Linked DNA regions of Homo sapiens: region 1 is linked to region 2. Evidence: chromatin contacts called from ENCODE Hi-C or POLR2A ChIA-PET data. All regions are on one chromosome and are shown on one strand. The core of a region is the stretch at or near the end of the contact, and the rest is flanking DNA. Distances in the headings are between cores, read along the strand shown. Region 1 holds the start of ZNF713 (zinc finger protein 713). Region 2 holds the start of LANCL2 (LanC like glutathione S-transferase 2).

Region 1 (2,948 bases), core at 76-2,575, 520 kb before region 2:
ACCGGCCTAAACATTTTAAATGAAAAAAATCTATGTATGTATGTACGTATATGTATTCAGTGCAGAAACTGTCAGGGCAGTGACAGAATCTAGAAACAGCTGGCCGAACGCCGTGGCTCATGCCTGTAATCCCAGCACTTTGAGAGGCCAAGGCGGGAGGATCACTTGCGCTCAGAGACCAGCCTGGGAAACATGGTGAGACCTGGTCGCTAACAACAACAACAACAACAAAAAGCCGCACGTGGTGGTGCACACCTGTGGTCCCAGCTACTGAGGAGGCTGAGGAAGGAGGAGCTCTTGAGCCCAGGCGTTTGAGGCTGCAGTGTGCCATGATGGTGCCACTGCACTGCAGCCTGGGTGATAAAGTGAGATCCTGTCTCAAAACAAAAACATAAATAAACAGAAACACATCTGAGCATACACACGCCTGCAAAATGTAATAAAAGTGTCACTGCAATTCCGTGGAAAAGTGACTCAACGGATAACAGCAAGGCAATGAGAGAAAAAGGTAATCTCTACCTAACCCCTTACCACAAATATCATACTCAATGAAATACAGATAAAAAGGAGAAAAAGAAAATATTTTAAAAATTCTTTAAACGTATTATAAGAAAATAAAGCCGAACGTTTGCATAATCCTGAGATGAGGAAAAACTTTCCCCCAAAATGACACCTATGGACGCTTGCCCAAAAATAAACTGCAAGTTTTTCTTCAGCCTCAGAGTCATTCCCAGATAGTAGAAGACAATGTGTTTATAATATTGGAACGGGTAAGACCTTCCTATAAAAGACCAAAAATCTGAAAGGGACACGGGGCGGGTGACAGGAATGGGGACAGCGGGGACAGCGGCCGCCCCTCCCGCCACCTGCCGCCTCCCGCCGCCGCCGCCGCCCGCCGCCGCCGCCGCCGCCGCCGCCCGCCGCCCGCCGCCGCCGCCGCCCGCCGCCCGCCGCCCGCCGCCCGCCGCCCGCCGCCCCCCGCCTCCGCCCCCCGCCTCCGCCCCCCGCCTCCGCCCCCCGCCTCCGCCCCCCGCCTCCGCCCCCCGCCTCCGCCCCCCGCCTCCGCCTCCCGCCTCCGCCTCCTCCCGGCGCGCACTCACCTCCGCAGACAAAGGGCGCTTCGGCAGGCTCCGCCCCCTGACGCCGCCGCCGCCGCCGCCGCCGCCGCCGCCGCCGCCGCGGTGGACCCGGGAGGGAGAAGGTGCCGAGGGCCCCGCAGCCTGAGCCAATGACGCCCGGTGACTGGGCTCCTGGGGCCGGTCCAGCCACCGGCGCGCCAGACCTGCTCTGAGGACAGCCTCCCCGCAATGGCGGCGCAAGACGCTGGCCTCAGATCCCCAATACGCATGCGCTGGCGGCGCTCCGAGCCTGCTTCCTTCATCGCAATCCTCATCGCCGGGGCTCCTGACTCCCACCAGCTTTCCCGGGTCTGTTTTTCATCGGGACTATGCGGACCCCGGGGACCGCGGCCTCGAGCCTTCCCAGAATTTTCCGGTCCTAGAGGAACGAGGGGGACGGGCCGAGGACCCGTCCCTTCGTCCCTGCCAATTAGAAGCGTTGGACTGTCCATCTCCATGGTGACGACACAAGCCTTCCTTTCAGTCCTGGAATCACCCCTCCTTCCCATCAATTTCATATTGATGAAACTCAAAATATAATGATGATGATGTTATTGGCCGGGCGCGGTGGCTCACGCGTGTAATCCCAGCACTTTGGGAGCTTGAGGCTGGTGGATCACCTGAGGTCAGGAGTTCGAGACCAGCCTGGCCAATATGGTGAAACCCCCGTCTCTAATAAACGTACAAATATTAGCTGGGCGTGGTGACGGGCGCCTGTAATCCCAGCTATTCCGGAGGCTGAGGCAGGAGAATCGCTTAAATTCGGGACGGGGAGGTTGCAGTGAGCAGAGATCACATCATTGCACTCCAGCCTGGGCAGCAGAGTAAGACTCCATCTCAAAAAAAAATACAATAATGATATCATTATATCATTATATAGTATATGCTACTGATGCGAAGAATGGAATTTTATTTTATTTATTTATTTATTTATTTTTTGAGACGGAGTCTTGCTCTGTGGCCCAGGCTGGAGTGCAGTGGTGAGATCTCCGCTTACTGCAAGCTCCGCCTCCCGGGTTCATGCCATTCTCCTGCCTCAGCCTCCCAAGTAGCTGGGACTACAGGCGGCCACCACCACGCCCAGCTAATTTTTTTTTTATTTTTATTTTTAGTAGAGATGGGGTTTCACCGTGTTAGCCAGGATGGTCTTGATCTCCTGACCTCGTGATCCCCCTGCCTCGGCCTCCCAAAGTGCTGGGTTTACAGGCTTCAGCCATCGCGCCTGGCCAAAGAATGGAATTTTTTTAGGCGTAACATTTTGCTTAATTGGAGTTCGGAGTTAGTTAGTTTTTTTTGTTTTATTTTGTTTTGTTTTTCAGACAGGGCCTTGTTCTGTCACCCAGGCTGGAGGGCAATGGTGCCATCATGGCTCAGTGCAGCTTCAAACTCCTGGGCTCAAGCATCCTCCCGCCTCAGCCTCCCCAGTAGCCAGGATTACAGCAGCCCTGAGCCACTGCGCCCTGCTAATTTTTAAAACTTTTTTGTAGAGATGGGGATCTCACTATGTTGTCCAGGCTGGTCTTGAACTCCTGGGCTCAAGGGATTCTTACTCCTCAGGCCCCCCAAGGTGCTGGGATTACAGGCATCAGCACTGTGCTAGGCCCCAGAGTTAGTGTTCTTCAGCATCAAAATTGTGTACATCTGTTTCTACCGGTTATAATGAGATTTTACATATTTCATCTTTGAAAATGTTTTTAAGATAGATACGTACTGCCAAACACTGATACCGTCCATGAACATATGATTTAACTTGAGCATATTCATTGCTTGGAAGAATAGAGTTCTGTTATATTCTCTTGAAATTTGCATTTTAGCATGTCATTATATGGC
Region 2 (2,935 bases), core at 247-2,746:
TTTCTTTGTGTCTTTTTCACGTAAAACATATTCAAGAGATGTATGTTTTTCTGTTGTTAATCTGTTTTATGTCAATGTAACGCTCTGACCCACCTCGCGACACTAAGAAAGTCAAGTTTGGCCTCCCCTTACACCCGCTTCCCATTTCTGGGCACACAGACAGTACGGACAATGCTTCTTTGTCGGCGAGAGCCCAGGGACCAGATATGGCCAAGGAAATCCAGCCTCCAGGCCACTTCTGAGGAGCAGGTAGCCGGCGGAGCGCTCCGCCGCGCAGGGGCGGGAGGTGTCCGCGGGCCTCACGAGTGCACAAGCCCGCATTGCGAAGCGCCGCTCGGGCCAAGAAGGAAAGCGCACTGTCCGCGTATTTCAAAGGCGCGTTGGGGCCAGGAGGGCCGAACTGCTGGAACGTGGTTCATGCAGCTGAAGCCCACGGACCCTAAGCGCGGCTCATCGGGAAGGCCCGGAGACAGGTGCTAGGCGCTATCATCCCGCGCCCTCCCAAGCCCGGCGCGCGCCTGTGACGTCACGCCTGGCGGAAGGTGGACGCTACCACCGCCGCGCTCCCCCTCCGGCGCCTCTGCGGCCAGGCCGCCGACTCACCTTCCCGTCCTGATGAAAAGGGAGGCCGGGCTCATCCGTGGTCGCCGGGGGACGAACACAGCCTGTCTCTTCGGCCGCTCCGGAGGCGAGCAGCGCCCCGGCGGCGGCCTCGTAGTCCGGGAAGGGGTTGACGAACGCCCGTTCCTCCATTTCTGCCTCCCCTCCCAGGTGGAGCTTCAGCCTCTTTGACATGGTCTCGCCCATCTCCGCCGCGGTACGGCGCGCGGGCGGGGACAAACCTCCTGTCCCGGCGCTGCAGCTCGCCCCGCCGCCGCCTCCTCCGAGGGCCCGCGCAGAGAGCGTCCTCTAGGAGGAGCGAGGCCGCGCGCTGGCGGGAGGAGCGGGGCGTCTGAGCGTGCACTGCCTCGTCGCGGGCTGCTCGCACATCAGGCGGCCGCAGAGGCGGTGGGCGCTGTGCCTCTGCCCTGTTCCTGGCGCCTTTGCCCTGCTCCCGACGGAGAGGAGCGGGCTCGCGGGAGCGCCCAGCGGCTCACAGCCTGCTCGCGCCTCCTCGCACCTTCCCCGTGGCCCGCAGAGCCCGTCCGCGGCGACGCGCACGGCCGGGGCTGGAGTCCCGGGGTGGGGATCGCTGCGCCCGGCCAGCCCCCTCCGCGATTTCCAAAGAAAACCGAACGCCCGCTAGGGCCACGCTCCCGCGGGGAAAACCTGTAGAGAAGAGGTCGCTGTCACTCAAGGTGTGTGCGCGTCGCCGACCGGGGCGAGCTCAGCCCCTGGCGCGCCGTCGTCAGCCTGCATTTCACCGGCCCCTGCTGCGCCAGCCCAAAGGAATAGCAGCAGTTCTTTGTTTGATATTAAGAAGAAAAAAAAAATCTCTTCTAAAGAACAGAATTTCAAAACAGTCTAAAACACTGCAAGGCTAGTCTCCGAGGGATGGGGGAGGGAGACAGTCCCTCCTATTCATCACTGTTGGAGGGGGGTGTCTGGGAGGAGGAGCCACAGGCCTTTTTTTTTTTCTTTTTATGTTTTATGTTCACTCCCTTTGTTTTGAATAAATGGACATCTTTGATACCGGGACATAAAATGAAAGCATACTTAATTATCCAAACATTTTATCGACCAGAAAGAGTCCTCCAGTGTTAATTGGCAAAGATCATAGTATGTATTATAAAAAGGACACAAGCAACCAGATCTTTACATTTATGTAATCGTGATGTGGTTTACTTCAGTCTTCATTGGTTCTCTTTATTTTTATTTGTTTGGACCAAATACGTGTAATGATTTCTGCTCCTTGAGGAAAATGTCTTATTTCCGTTTTCTTCCGCTCAGTAAACGTTGATTGAGCACCAAATGGTACTAGGTGATGAAGAAATAAGAGATTAAAAAGATAGTTTTGGCTCTCTGGGGATTCCCAGTTATTGGGTGAGAAAAGCAAGGATTACAGCATAGCTGATGTAGGTGCTTTTCTGGAAGCAAGCAAAAATACACGTTAATGTAAAAAGTGACATGATGAAGAAAAACACAGTGCCGAGCACAGGGAAGGCTCGGTTCCTCCTGCCTCCGTGGCCTCGGTGGAATGATGTGGGAAAGTCTGGCTTCCCACTACCTCTTCTAGTGTCCCCCCAACCCCACAGGGCTGGACATGTGAAACACACCCCACCAAGAACATGACCATGGGAAGGTACAGTGTAGAAGAAAATCATTTTAAAGGGGGTACTCAGCATAACTATCTTCAAAGTTCAGGGAAACAGAACAGATACAACAGGATGAGTGTTATAGCAGCATCCCTTAGCTCCACTTTCCTGCTTTCCCCTTTCCTGGGGTCTTTTCTCCCACCAAATTTTCATACCTAGACGGTGTAGGAAAATCCACTCCAGGAACTACTGATGCCGACATGCTCTAGGAGCCATCCTTATCCCACCACAGGGACTTAACTAGACAAAATAACCCACGGTGATATTCCCCAAAGTCTGGGGAACTATCACGCCTTGGACAGGTACAGCAGAAACGTCCACTGCGGGCTTTGTTAGGCTAAGCCTAGTGAATTCTCAGCTCTCCCTACCCAGGAGGGAGGTGAAGATTGTCTCTTCTTCCTGCAGTCTGCTGGTGGATAACTGGCAACTGTTGGCAAGTACAGAAACCTGTCCTAAAGAAAACCAATATTTTCAAAAGCTGAAAAATCGAAACCCAATTTAAGGAGTCGGCATATTTTCCTAAATGCTCTCTTATCGGCAGATCCCCTGCCCTCCTGGACAGCTCACTGACACTATTTTATGGAGAAGTGGTAGGTTCCCTTTCTTCAGCCTCCTGTCCCCTGGGGGTTTTTTAATGCAGAGCACAGGGGATTCCCTTCTGCGGCCCTTTTACACCCAGG

Evidence for each region. A loop is a pair of places that touch in the nucleus more often than their neighbours do. ChIA-PET counts read pairs that join two places held with the same protein, here RNA polymerase II (POLR2A). Pooled maps may share reads with other maps.
Region 1: a map of CD8-positive, alpha-beta T cell shows a loop between it and region 2 (27-fold over the local background). The contact joins the promoter of ZNF713 here to the promoter of LANCL2 in region 2. A Hi-C loop is called at or near these places in 14 of 168 maps with a recorded cell type or tissue (B cell, CD4-positive, alpha-beta T cell, CD4-positive, alpha-beta memory T cell and 8 more), 11 of 37 single-sample maps with no recorded cell type and 31 of 50 pooled maps. POLR2A ChIA-PET finds 5 or more read pairs at or near these places in 1 of 52 experiments (Panc1).

What each region holds. Positions count from the first base shown.
Region 1 is chr7:55,885,833-55,888,780 of GRCh38, reverse strand. ZNF713 (zinc finger protein 713) reads right to left here and starts at 1,325. Exons shown (of 7, transcript NM_182633.3): 1 at 1,101-1,325. RefSeq lists a silencer at 1,125-1,174 and an enhancer at 1,295-1,634.
Region 2 is chr7:55,363,898-55,366,832 of GRCh38, reverse strand. It overlaps LANCL2 (LanC like glutathione S-transferase 2), which reads right to left and starts at 1,496. Exons shown (of 9, transcript NM_018697.4): 1 at 604-1,496. The coding sequence starts at 807. RefSeq lists enhancers at 32-271, 302-761, 1,382-1,571 and a silencer at 892-1,311.